Linked DNA regions of Homo sapiens: region 1 is linked to region 2. The links are chromatin contacts, found by Hi-C or POLR2A ChIA-PET in ENCODE. All regions are on one chromosome and are shown on one strand. Each heading gives the region's core, a stretch centred on a gene start or an enhancer-like site at or near the end of the contact. The rest is flanking DNA. Distances are from core to core; before and after follow the strand shown.

What was found. A loop is a pair of places that touch in the nucleus more often than their neighbours do. ChIA-PET counts read pairs that join two places held with the same protein, here RNA polymerase II (POLR2A). Pooled maps may share reads with other maps.
Region 1: a map of CD4-positive, alpha-beta T cell shows a loop between it and region 2 (11-fold over the local background). The contact joins the promoter of WASHC4 here to the promoter of WASHC3 in region 2. A Hi-C loop is called at or near these places in 3 of 168 maps with a recorded cell type or tissue (CD4-positive, alpha-beta T cell, CD8-positive, alpha-beta T cell and naive thymus-derived CD4-positive, alpha-beta T cell), 1 of 37 single-sample maps with no recorded cell type and 9 of 50 pooled maps. POLR2A ChIA-PET finds 5 or more read pairs at or near these places in 1 of 52 experiments (GM12878).

What each region holds. Positions count from the first base shown.
Region 1 is chr12:105,106,397-105,113,313 of GRCh38, reverse strand. It overlaps WASHC4 (WASH complex subunit 4), which reads right to left and starts at 5,583. Exons shown (of 33, transcript NM_015275.3): 1 at 5,453-5,583; 2 at 2,050-2,189. The coding sequence starts at 5,513. LOC414300 (a long non-coding RNA gene) reads left to right here and starts at 5,672. Exons shown (of 2, transcript NR_121211.1): 1 at 5,672-6,526. RefSeq lists enhancers at 3,317-3,476, 5,315-5,474 and silencers at 5,035-5,284, 5,495-5,774.
Region 2 is chr12:102,057,645-102,064,310 of GRCh38, reverse strand. It overlaps WASHC3 (WASH complex subunit 3), which reads left to right and starts at 2,320. Exons shown (of 7, transcript NM_016053.4): 1 at 2,320-2,399; 2 at 2,965-3,063. The coding sequence starts at 2,349. RefSeq lists enhancers at 2,402-2,601, 2,612-2,661.

The DNA.
Region 1 (6,917 bases), core at 4,334-6,833, 3.0 Mb before region 2:
CCCTTAAAGCCCAACAGCAAGTCTTAAAAAAATCAACAAGTATTACTTAATGGCGAGAAAGCCCAACAGCATCTGTTTAAAAAATCAACATGTATTACTTAATGCCAAGTGACAGATATATGAAACTTATTACCCTCAGAGATAGTACAGGTTGAGAATGACAGTTTCCTAGTAGAGTTCCTATAACTTACATACAATGATTCTCACAGAAGTGTTGAGGAACAAAAAGAGACAATTACAAATTTGGGGGGGGATGATTTTTAAAGTAAGACTAAGTCTATCCAGCCTGCAAGAAAAGAAGTCAAAGGAAAGTAATTTCAGTTTACAAATATATAAAGTATTTGTGAGGCAGTTCAGGGTATTGGATAAGGGCACAGGCTCTGGAGTCAAGCTGCCTGATATTCATTATTTAACTAAATGTGTCACTTACTTGACTAAGTTACTTAACTTTTCTATGCCTTAGTTTTCTCATTTACAAATGGAGATGACATTGTATCTACTTTATAGGATTGTGGTGGGAATTAAAAGTCAATACTTGTCCTATAATGCAATACTAAAAAGATAACCCAATTTAAAAATGGGCAAAGGATGTGAACAGACATTTCTCCAAAGAAAACAGACACATGGCCATAAGCACATGAAAAGATGCTCAACATTATTAGCCATCAGAAATGCAAATCAAAGCCACAATGAGCTTTCACATTCACTAGGAAGAATATAATCAAGACAATAAAGGCTGGCAAGGATGTAGAGAAACTGGAACCCTCATGCAGTGCTGGTAGTAATGTAAAATGGTATAGCCATATTGGAAAACATTCTGGCAGTTCCTCAAAAAGTTAAACATAGTTACCACATAACCCAGGATTTCCACTCCCATATATACATATGTATAAAATATACACACAATGTACACACATTTTATATACAATATACTTATATATGTCTACACAAAATCATGTGCCCAAATGCTCATAGCAGCCAAATAGTAGAAAAATCCAATGTCTATCAACTGATGAATGGATAAATAAAATGTGGTTATCCATTCCTTACAATGGAATATTATTCAGCAACAGCAAAAAAAGAAAGTACTAAAAACATGTGACAACATAGATGAGCCTTGAAAACATAAGTTAAAGAAGCCAGCAACAAAGGAGCACATATCGTATGATTTCATTTATATGAAGTGTACAGAGGAGACAAACACATAGAGATAAAAAGTAGATTGACTGGTGGTTGCCTAGGGCAGGTATGCCATGGCATGAACTGGGGGTTGATTATCACACGGTACATGGTTTCTTTTTTGGGGGCTGAGAACGTTCTAACATTGACTGTTGTGATGGTTGTACAACTCAGTGAATATGCTAAAAACAACTGAATTATACAATTTAAATGAGTGAATTGTATGATATATGAATTATATCTCAAGAAAGCTGTTATAAAAACAAGTCAGTGTGTGACTTAGGACAGTGTGTAATACACAAGTGCTCAATAAAATGTAAATTATTTTTCAAGTGGTAACAAACTAATTTTAAAGATAAAAGAAATATTTCAAAATGGAAAGAGTAATGTATTTTATACATTAAAAAATTACTCACACATTAACATCTATATAGCATGAGAGAACTTTTCAGAAATGGTGAAAATATTCTCTATCTTAATTGGGATATGAGTTACAAGTGTTTGGCAAAATTAAGAGTATCTGCATTTCACTCTATGTAAAATAGTCTCAATCAAGAAAAAACAAAGCCTGAATATTCTATCCAGCCCTCATTTTCTTAATAATGAAAATCAAAGGCAAGCTCAAAGACTTGGAGTTTGTGTCATTCTTTGACACTAAAGGCTGTGTGTTTGTCATTCTTAAACAGAAAACACACACATTTAAAAAACATCTGCATGGCTTAGAGAAAAGGAAATTAACAATTTTCTCCAACTTTCATTTTGTTCTTAGATTTCAAATAAAAATACTTTTTCCATTTTAAAAAATTATGTTTTCAGGATATAGTATGTCCAGAAAATATATACATATATTTTTAAAAAATCAAATCAAACCTTTAATGCTATAGGATCAAGATTGAAATCCCAAACATCTCCAATTGAGTCATCCAGAGCGTCCTCAATTCTTCTCAGTTGAGAGGTATACTCCTCAAGAAATTTCCCATAATTCTTAAGTTGGACTTCGGCATGAATTTCTAAGTTTAAATTTTAAAACAGTATGTGATAAGTGCAAGTAATGAATTGCAGGACATTTACTTCAAATAACCTCAAAAGTCACGCAAAGCACTGTTAATTATTACTCTGGAATGTCTGGACTTCCTGAAAATAAAGTTCCAAAGTTAAACAACAATTCAGCTTTCAATCTTCTCTATACACGAAATAATTTTAAAAGCAGTAGATGTTACCATATATAAAGTTACTACCTTAAAACCCTAACATATTATGAAAAAGCCACTAGCCCATCTACCCCCATAATAGAGGGCTTTGAACCAATCTGAAAAGTGCCTTAAACAATTCAATGTCCTGATTCTATCTTTTAGTCATGAACAACTCTTTTGCAAAAACAAATATTCATGATCTGAAGGTGAAAAAAACAGTCTGTCACAGAAGTAACACTTAAAAATGTAGTTTTTAATTCTATACACACTAATGTTTAATAATACACCTAAATATTTTTAAATGGAGGTTTTATACCTGCTTGAGCATATTATTTCTATAATGTCTAAAATTTAACCAAGATATTTGTTAAATTATTTAACTGTCATAATCAAGTTGGAAAAACCAGCAAAGAACACTGCTTGACTACAGAATACTATGCTGTTCTTCACAGAATTAACACATTCATAGGTAACTTTAAGGAATCATTGGAATAAGCTGGATTTTAAAATATGCCTATTCGTCAAAGTATTTCACGTTACACATAAAAATTCATTACTTGTTCCCAAAGGTAACAAATTCAACTCCAACTCAGTTTCTTTTATTGATATGAATAACTTTATTCAACCTTTGTCTTCTAAAAAAGGTAAAAATTTGCTCTCCTCAAATTAGCAATGTGAAGCAAGTAAGAGAAAGTGTGTTCTGACTCATGCTGTATTAAAGTATAAAGACCTAGCCCCCACTCTCCTTTATTCTTCAACCACATAAAGTTTTAAATCCGGTGAATCCATTTAGTTCATTAAGGTTTCTGTCTTATTATAGCATTAATCTAGGCAATTTTGGAAAACAATTAGTCTAGATATGATTCACAGACCAAAAATTAATGAACGCCAAGCACAGGGAGGTGTTCTCTTCCCTACAGCTTACATATAAGACTGCCCAGATTCTCAGAACCCCAAATAGTTGTCTTATTCTCAACTACACAGGAAATGACCAGTCAAAGCTGCATTTGACCAGCAAATGACTTCTTAAAGACAATGCTAGGCCGGGCATGGTGGCTCACCCCAACACTTTAGGAGGCCAAGGCCGGTGGGTCGCTTGAGACCAGGAGTTCAACATGGCAAAACCTTGTCTCTATCCCAATTTAAAAAGAAAAAATCAGCCAGCTACTAAGGAGGCTGAGGTAGGAAGATCACCTGAGCTCAGCTGGTCGAGGCTGCAGTGAGCCGTGGCGATGCCACGGCACTGGGCGACAGAGTGAGACCTTGTCTCGAAAAAAAAAAAAAAAAAAAAAGACAATGCTAGAGAAACACCACGCCAATAAATCACTCCTTTAGTATGTTCAGGGATTCACAAACAGGAAACAGAAAACCTAAAATAACATTAAAAGTTCCTTGCTGACAATAAACGGTTGTAAAATTGGTGAAAGTTAAAATAACAAAAGTTGAGATAAGAACTACATGGTAATTTTTTAAGAGTAAAAATTCCAAAAACCTACTTAACATGCTCATCTTTGTCAACAGACTGCACTCCTTGTTTTATCTTTTTATCCCTAATATCTAGCACAGCCACTGGTTGTAGAAAATATCTGTTGAGTGAATCAGACCATTCTACTCCAGGCTGAACCATTTTCAAACTCAATTAACATAACTCTATTCCAATTTTTTTTGAAGATACCAGTTCGTCATCTTTGTCCATAAAACATATATGACAAGGTACAGTTCACTTTATAACAATACAGAATCCCCTCCACAAAAAAAAATTAAAAGATTTTGTCATTATCTCCAAGGTTAATTTTTATGCTGCATAAGAGCTAATACCTTATTATCACCCAGGCTAGAGTGCAATGGCGCGATCTCGGCTCACTGCAACCTCCGCCTGCCGGGTTCAAGCGATTCTCCTGCCTCAGCCTCCCAAGTAGCTGGAATTACAGGCGCTCGCCACCAAGCCCAGCTATTTATTTTTTAGTAGAGACGGGGTTTCACCATGTTAGCCAGGCTGGTCTTGAACTCCTGACCTCAGGAATGTTTTGTGAAAAACTGCAACCCATCCTGGATGTAGCTCACTCTTCTCTGAGAGACTTGTAAAACCTAATTCATCTAACATTGTAGGCATTAGTCTCTCTTCGTAAATCAAGCAAAATTCATCCGGAATTTTTAAAAGCAACGTTCCACCTTTTGGGAAAACTATGAGGGAAAAAAAAAATCACAAACAGCATGCTCCAATCTCTCTTAGATCACTTACACAGATTACTATGACCAAAGATAAGAAGCAGATTGCCAACTTGTATTTATTTCAAGTAGAGTTTCACTACAATTAATTTGGCCTCAATATTTTACTGAAAGAAACACAATTTGTTTATTTCGGGATAGACTTCTAAGTTAAAATCAGACAATTCGATCTTGTGAAGCAAAATTTGAAGATTTGCTGTAATTTTTGAAGCCTTTATAACTGCGATGGAAACTGCAGAACATCACTGAAAAATATCACTTAGCATAAATAAAAGGCCTGGAAAATGATAAAATGACATTCACGTGTTTATTTTCGCAGGGTGAAAAGTTCTTTTTTCGCTCCCTTCTACGGTTATAGCAACGCGATGGGAAAGACACCCAAACTTGCAAAAGTTGATTTGGGAGGAAAAGAAGAAAAACAGGAAACCGAAACAGGAACCCAGACATCAGCGTCCTCCAGAGCTGAACGCTCAGAATCTGGCGAAATCCCCAAGAGGCCAGAGACAGAAGCAGCCTGGGATCCCGGGGCCGCTGGGCCTCCCGGGCGCGCCCCGCCCAAGCCCCGGGGCAGCTGAAGGGGGACGCCGCTCCCCGCGGGGCACCGCAGGCTCCCCAGGAGAGTCTCCGCCTCACACGCCGAGCCCTGAACGGGCAGCCTGACCCGCCGTGGCTGGGACCCCAACCCCGAAAGTAACGCTGGAGAGCGCGTCCCTCGCACACCCCAAGGGCTCTGAAGTGTCCCGCACCAGACGGCTGCGCAGCCGTCCCTCTCGCAGGAGCGCTGCCCAGCCCAGAACAGCGGCGGGCCGAAGGAGCGTCCACCCGCAGCCCTCGCCCTGCAGCTCCCTTACTCTGCGAGCCGTCGTCAACGCGGTCAAACTCCCAGTCCGGGGACAGAGTCTCCACCGCCATCACCCCGGCGCCTCCCACAGACACAGCCCCAACCAGCCCGTGCGGCGACGACGGCCTCACCCCAGCTACTGTCACAGCACGTGACTTCCGGCCCCGGCCCCGCCTCCGCTCGCGAGGGCCGGCCGGGCTCGTTGCCCCTGCGACCGCGGGGGCCCCTGGGAAAGCGAGTCCTCCGCCGTGGCCGAAGGCGGCCGCCATGGCGCCGGCAGTGCCAGCGGGCGTCTTGCGACCCGGCTCGGGCTTCGCCACCATTCACTGTGCTTCTCAAGCCACTTCGGCACTCTAATTTCGCCCTGCTCTCTCTAGACGATTTTTAATACCTGGGAAAGTTACTCCCCAGTCTAACCTAAAAAGGTAGAATTGATGGGGTGGGGAATTAACAGGAAGGCATGATCCTCGAGGATAACGCTGACCAGGCGCTTCTTCCAACAAGCCTGTTTCCCTCTCTGTCGCCACCGTAGGAGTTCCTACAGCTCTCCCGCACATTCTGTACGGATTGTTTTTTAGTCAAGACGTTCTGTGCGAGAGGAGAAGTTACTTTATGAACACCCTAACAGGGGATCTTACGACCTCTTCCCCGCTCTCCACTCAGTCCTTTTAAAAACGCGAGGCAGGATGAAGAACGCTATTGAAGTACATTCTAAAATGATCCCACCTGCAATTTGGATTTTTGGAGAATCGGGATCGGTGTAAAATTCTACATGCATACACGTATTTGCACAAGAATATTTATAGCAACGTGGTTTTTAATAGGAAACTATCTAAATGTTCATTACAAGTGAATTACATAAAGCTCAATACATCCATACTACGAATCACTGAAGAGCTGCTAAAATAGATGAAATATATTTATAATGGCATGAACAACCGACACAAGACAGTTGCAGAGTAATGTGTATTTGTGATTACATTTATGTTTTTAAGTTATACAAACGCGTATGTGCCTACGTGTATGTAAATTCATAGGAAGACAAATCAGAGGACGGTGGTTACCTGGGGAAAAGCATGTGTTGGTGAGTAACAGGATTTTCAAGTTTTGATGTGTCTACTTATGTGTTTTGAATCCTTAACAATGAGAATTTATTAGGGTTTTACTCTTGTAATCTTAAAAAGTACCGAAAAGAACTAATCAATGTAGGCAAAAGGTCTATTGAAGAGCATTCTTCTGAGGTCATTGGATCTGCCCTGAGTTAAATGTTTATTGAGTGCCCACTGGGTACCAGGCACCAGGCTAGATGCAGAAACTATAAAACATGTAAGAAAATTGCTTTCTGACCCTATGGCAGACTTAGTGGGCATTTCAGAAAGAAAAAAAAAATCTTGAAAAGAACAGGCATCCTTAGGGTCTAATGGCTGACAAACTTTTTTCCTGTACTTTCTGTGTGACCATGAGTTTGACTTTCC
Region 2 (6,666 bases), core at 1,071-3,570:
ATGGCAGTAAGGATGGAGAGTTACAGACTGATTCAAGAACTACTTAGGAAGTAGAAGAGGTAAGATTTGATGAATGACTAGATGTAAAGGAGGATGGAGTAAAGAGTGACTGTTAGACCTATGCAACATTTCCAGGTTCAGCCACCTACCCTCAAGTCACATTCATTACCTTGTACCAAACAGAATGTCCCGAAATGCAATTCTGATCATGCCACCCCCTGCTTAAAAGCTCTTCTGTAGCTCCCATCATTTCTCTGCTCTAGATCTTTCCATGACTTCCCATCATACCCAGAGTGAAAGCCAAAGTCCTTATGATGTCCCATAAAGCTCTGCATGATCAGGTCTCCACATAACTTTTAGCCATCATGTCCTTCAGTTCCCCACCTTGCTCACTCTGCTTCAGCTATACTGGCTTCCAATGTAAGGTCTGGGTTAGATATATAAATGTGAGAAACTCTAGAGATTGGGGACATAAGAAGCAACCAGCAAAAGAAACTGAAAGGAAATGACCATAGTGATACAAAGAAAACCAGAGAAGATCTGCCTTCCTGAAAGAAAAATTAAGAAAGTTCAATCAGGAGAAGGTGATCACGCTAAGGTTAAGCTGGGCAACGTGCAACTTTAAGAAACACCACCCACACCCAAATAATTGCTACAGATGGCCTATGAATCACATTAGATAAACATGGACTATAGTATCAAATCTGGCATAAAAGGCCCTTAAACGAAAATTTTCTGGCTACGTCTCCTGAGGCAGAATAGGGTCTGGAGGCAGGGAACCTAACGCCGATTCACGCTGACTTCCTAGAACTAAATCAAAAGGTAAACCCCAAATTTCCACACCTAAGTAACAAAAGGACCAGCGGCTACTCCCTTTGCAAATCCCCACCTTTTCTGACAGGCAGATGGAAATTGAAAGTACCTCAACCAATCAGACTGATTGCGGGCCAAATCTTCCTTTGCATAGAAGTGCAACTAAGTAACATCACTTTAGCCAATGATTGGTTGCTTTCCACAACCAATCAGATGTTTGTATAGGAGTATGACCTTTGTCATTTTACTTCAGCCTCTGATTGGTTGCTTTCCATAACCAATCAGACTGATTGTGGGCCACCACTTCATTTGCATGAGGAGAACACCAGTGTCCAATGGGAAATCTCTAGTGGGTATTTGGACCTAAGAAGATTCTGTATCCAGTACACTGTGGAGCGTACTTTGGTTTTCAATGAATCTTTGCTTTTGTTGGTTCATTCTCTCCTTGATTTGTGCGTTTTGTCCAATTCTTTGTTCAAAAGAACCTGGACACCCTCCACCAGTAACACTCTTACCTCATTTCCTACCATTCTCCATTTATGGGATTATTTGCTTCAACCAAACCAACAGGCCAGGTGCCAGTGGCTCACACCTATAATCCCAGCACTTAGGGAGGCCAAGGCATGAGGATCATTTGAGCCAAAGGGTTTGAGACTAAGGTGAGCTATGATCCTCACTGCACGCCAGACTGGGTAACAAAGCGAGACCCCCCATCTTTAAAACAAAACTGCCCACTGCAGTCTTGGTCTTCATCTTTTTGATGCTCCCTGTAAGTGGCAGTCACTTCCGTAGGTTTGTGCCTCACATCTAGTAGTTGACATTTTATTTCATGTTTTAAAAACCTTTGGAAGACCAGGCGCGTTGGCTCACGCCTGTAATCCCAGCACTCTGTGAGGCTGAGGCAGGAGAATCGTGTGAGGCTGAGGCAGGAGAATCGCTTGAGGCCAGGAGTTCGAGACCAGCCTGGGGAAATAGCGAGAACTTGTGTGTATACACACACACACGCTTTGGAAGTAGGTCTTATTTCTCATTCTTCAGGGCATAAACCTCTCCCGTGCAGCAATCAAACTCAATCTTTGTTTTCCCAGTAAAAGCCTAGCAGAGTATATGGCACTTAGGATTAACAACAACAAAAAAAAAATTGTTGCTCAAGGAATGACGGAGTTATTATATAACAGACAGGACTAAGTAGGGATAACCTCAAAAGGACGCAACTTCTGGCTTTGTTTTTTTGTTTTGTTTTGTTGCCTCCTTTCTAAGATTTCAGTGCTCTAACTGCATCCTTGCACCACCGCGCGCCACCCCGAAATTGACGTCACAATCTGGACTAAAACTACCAATCCCAGAATGCCGAGCGAGGAGGCGGGCTCTCCGGAAGCCGCCGAGTGATTAGTGAGCGGAGAAGCTTTCTTCCGGCGGGAAGGGCCCCGGAGGCGGGCACTTGGGGGGAAAGTTGAGACGTGATTACCGGGTTGGGCGGGCCCCATCTGGGAGGGGTTTGTGGGTGAACTCGGGGTCCACCGCCCGCTGAGGAGATGGATGAGGACGGGCTTCCTCTCATGGGGTCAGGCATAGACCTGACCAAGGTTTGTAAAAGACGGTGCTAGACTCCCGACGAGCCGGGAGGAGGATGGGGAAGACGCAGCTTTCCGGGGAGACACCCACCTTCCGAGTCCCCACCCTGTCACGGCCTCGGGCCCTTGTGACAGGCCTGTGGGGCCTCAGGAGGGAGAGCCCCACAGTCCACCTTGAAATGGGGTCCCTCCTGAGCTGATTAAGGAGACGGTGTGCATCTCCCAACTGTCGCTTCCCATCTCGCTTGTCTCTCTGCCGCCGGCGACACACGCCGGTTGCGATAGCTAGCCCTACCTCTTATTCAGCCCCCAAGATTTTGTGTGTGTTTATGTGTGGTGCTTTTTGCCTGCCAAAATTCGTACCAGTGAGTCTAGAGCCTGTTCTCAAACTTTTGTGCACCTCTGTCATCTTCGGACACCCCACCCACAGCTTAGGAAACAAGTTAATGACTATTCCCAGTCCTTCAAGAAATTCATATCACACAGCAAAGTGCCTCGTGATTATGTCCAAATATGAAAAGATTTGCACTGTGTACGTTCCTCCTGTATGAACCATGTTTGTTTTTACGTAACACAGGTGCCAGCTATTCAACAGAAAAGAACGGTGGCTTTTCTAAACCAATTTGTGGTGCACACTGTACAGTTCCTCAACCGCTTTTCTACAGTTTGTGAGGAGGTAGGTCCGGTGATACTGGTTTATAGAGTCGCCTGGAAATCACCTTTCACTGCTGAGACTGACAAATGGAGTAAAACAAGAATTACAGTCTTTATTCATGTACCGTGACCTCTCATCACCCAATTGTGTTAACACATCTTAGGTTCTCTTTTACTCTGTTAAAATCAATCCTGCACCCCTCCTCTACTGAGTTAGTGTTCTAGAGGTCCCTGTGAGATAGGTCAGTCAGGCTTATTGCGATTAAAGGGAACAATAGGAAATCTAATTTTTTTTTTTTTTTTTTTTTTTTTTGTGAGACAGGGTCTCACTCTGTCACCCAAGCTACAGTGCAGTGGCGCGATCTCGGCTCACTGCAACCTCCACCTCCCGGGTTCAAGCGATTCTCCTGCCTCAGCCTCCTGAGTAGCTGGGATTACAGGCATGCGCCACCATGCCTGGCTAATTTTTTATATTTAGTAGAAACGGGGTTCCAACATGTTGATCAAGCTGGTCTCGAATTCCTGACCTTGGGCGATCCACTAGCCTCGGCCTCCCAAAGTGCTGGGATTACAGGCGTGAGCCACCGCGCCCGGCTTCTAAAATTTCACAGTTGAAAACAGTTTTTATTTTGCAATTTGTCATTCGTTCCCGTACCCCAAAACCACATTGTTTAAATTTATTTTACATTCTGGATCTAAAAGATGGCTAGAGGAGATAGCCTAGAAACATAACTTTGGCATCAAATATGATTATAGAAATGAAAATATTTTCTGCAAATGACTTGTGATGTAAGGATTAAGTACCCAACTAGGGATTAGGTACCAGAACTGGCACAGCAGTGCGCACCTGTAATCCCAGCTACTCGGGAGGCAGAGGCAGGAGGATCACTTGCGCCCGGGAATTTGAGACAAGACTGGACAACAGAGAAACTCAGTGTTTTGTTTTTGTTTTTGTTTTAAAAAAGAGGATTAGGTACTAGATCCAGGATCCAGGGAATCCCTGTCTTTTAAAAAGCCAAAAGAGGATGGGGAAGACAATGGGAACCATGGGTTGAAATTGCATTTAAGGAAAGAGCAAAGTAAATTATGGGACTTAGATATTCACAAGTAAGTCTGTTGAACATTCTGTCTTATGTAAGGTATAGCCTTAGCAATTAGAGTTTTTGTTAAGTGTGTTACTACTATTAATAAAAATTGCATGGAGATGGGAAAACTATTTTTTACTTGTATGAAATTCCAGTTATTGTTTTGTCTAATTATCAACATTTCTTCTGCCTTCTAAGACAAAGTAAAATATAGTAATTGGTAGAGTAAGGGGCTTAATTCAATTTAGTTTTATATGTTAATGGCCAGAAACTAGGTGCTTGCTTCCAGTCAGTTTTATTTCGTTCCTACTATCTCTCTAAATAATTTAGGATATAAAATTGACTGAATAAAAACCAGTAAGCCAAGGTTTTCACCCTTCGATTTTTATACCAGGGCAAGATGGAGAAGTATCTGGAAAGGGACTGTCCCAGGATTACTAGCAGAAAGAAGCAAATACTCTTATCCCCATAGCCCTTATCATCAAGCTGAAAAATAAAGAACAAAGCAACAAGTAAACACACCTATGAAAGCAACTTGTTTGAGCTGTCCTGAAACAGGGATAGCCCTTCACCTTTGTAGTGCCTAATGGTTCTTGAATGAGAGCTGTTTACTGACAACTAGATCAAAGAAAACAATAGTCATCTCATTTATTGATAGATTATGATCAAAGCCTCATGAGTCACTCTTTAACCTCCTCCTGTTCCTGTCTCAACTTCTCTGCAGCTGTTCTGGCTGTATCTGTATTCTAGTACTTCTTTGAACTCTAGAGAAAAGTTTGTTCATCAAAACCTCATGAAGTTTAAAGGTAGTCTATTGCCTTTTGTCCTTTTTCAAAAATCTTATTTCTTTATTTAAATTGACAGGTAAAAATTGTATTTTTATGATGTACAACATGATGTTTTGATATATGAATACATTGTGGAATGGCCAAACCAAGCTATTTAACATAAGCAATGCCTCACGTACTTACTTTTTTTTGTGGTGAGCACACTTAAAATCGCCTCTCTTAGCAATTTTCAATACAATATATTGTTATTAACAGCAGTCACCATGACATGTAGGAGATCTCTTGAACTTATTCCTCCTGCCTAACTGAAATTTTGTATCCTTTAACCGCATCTCCCCAATCCTCTTAACCCCAAGCCCCTGCTAACCACCATTCTACTCAATATTTCTATGAGTTGTACTTTTTTATCCTCCATATATAAGTGAGATCATTCAGTATCTGTCTCTGTTTGACTGGCTTATTTCATTTAACACAATGTCTTCCAGTTCATTTATGTTGTCACAAATGACAGGATTTCATTCTTTTTTAAGGCTAAATAGTATTCCATTGTGTATATATACCACTTTTTTTAATCCATTCATCCATTGATGGACACTTTTGATTCCGTATCTTGGCTATTGTGAATAATGTTGCAGTGAACTTTCAAGTACAGATGTCTCTTGAATGTACTAATTTTACATCCTTTGGATATATACCCAGAAGTGGGATTGCTGGATCATATAGTAGTTCTATTTTTAATTTTTTGTGGAACCTCTGTACTATTTTCTATAATAGCTGTACTAATTTACATTCCCACCAACAGTGTACAGAGGTTCCCTTCATCACATATATGGTTTCCAAATATAGTCTCCCATTCCATAGGTTCTCTTCACTCTATTGATGGTTTCGTTGGCTGTGCAAAAGCTTCGTAGTCTTTTAAAATAATTTTTAAAAAATAATTTAAAATCCAGATTCTACAAACTTCTTAGTGTGATGTAATCCCATTTATTTATTTTTGGTTTTGTTACCAGTGCTTTGGGGTTTATATCCAAAAAAAGTCATTGCCCAGACCAATGTCGTGCAACTTTCCCCTTATGTTTTCTTCTAGTAGTTTTACAGTTTCAGGTCTTACATTTAAATCTTGAATCCTTTTCGTGTTAAATTTTTTTATATGGTAAAGGATGAGGGTCTAATTTCATTCTGCATGTGGATATCCAGTTGTCCCAAAATGATTTATTGAGACTGTTATTCTTAACATCTGTGAAAAGTATGTTTCTGTAACTGTCTTTTCTGTGTTCTTAACATCTTTCTCAAAAATCAATTGACTTTAAATGCATGGATTTATTTCTGGGCTCTTTATTCTGTTTCCTTGGTCTATGGCTGTTTTGATTACTGTAGCTTTGTGGTAGATTTTCAAATCAGAGAGTGTGATCTCTCTGGCTTTGTTTTTTTGGCTTAATATTGCATTGCCTGTTCAGGGTCTTTTGTGGTTCAGTATGAATTTTAGGATTTTTTTTTCTATTACTGTGAAAATATTATTGGAAAATTGATAGGGATTGCATTGAGTCTGTAGATTGCTTTGAGTGGTGTCAACCTTGTAACAACATTCATGTTTCCAATCCATGAACACACGTTATCTTTCCATTTATTTGTGTCTTCTTCAATTTTTTTCATCAATGTGTTATAGTTTTCAGTGTACAGATCTTTCACCTCACTGGTTAAATTTACCCCTATGTATTTTTTTTGTAGCTATTGTAAATGAGATTTTTTTTC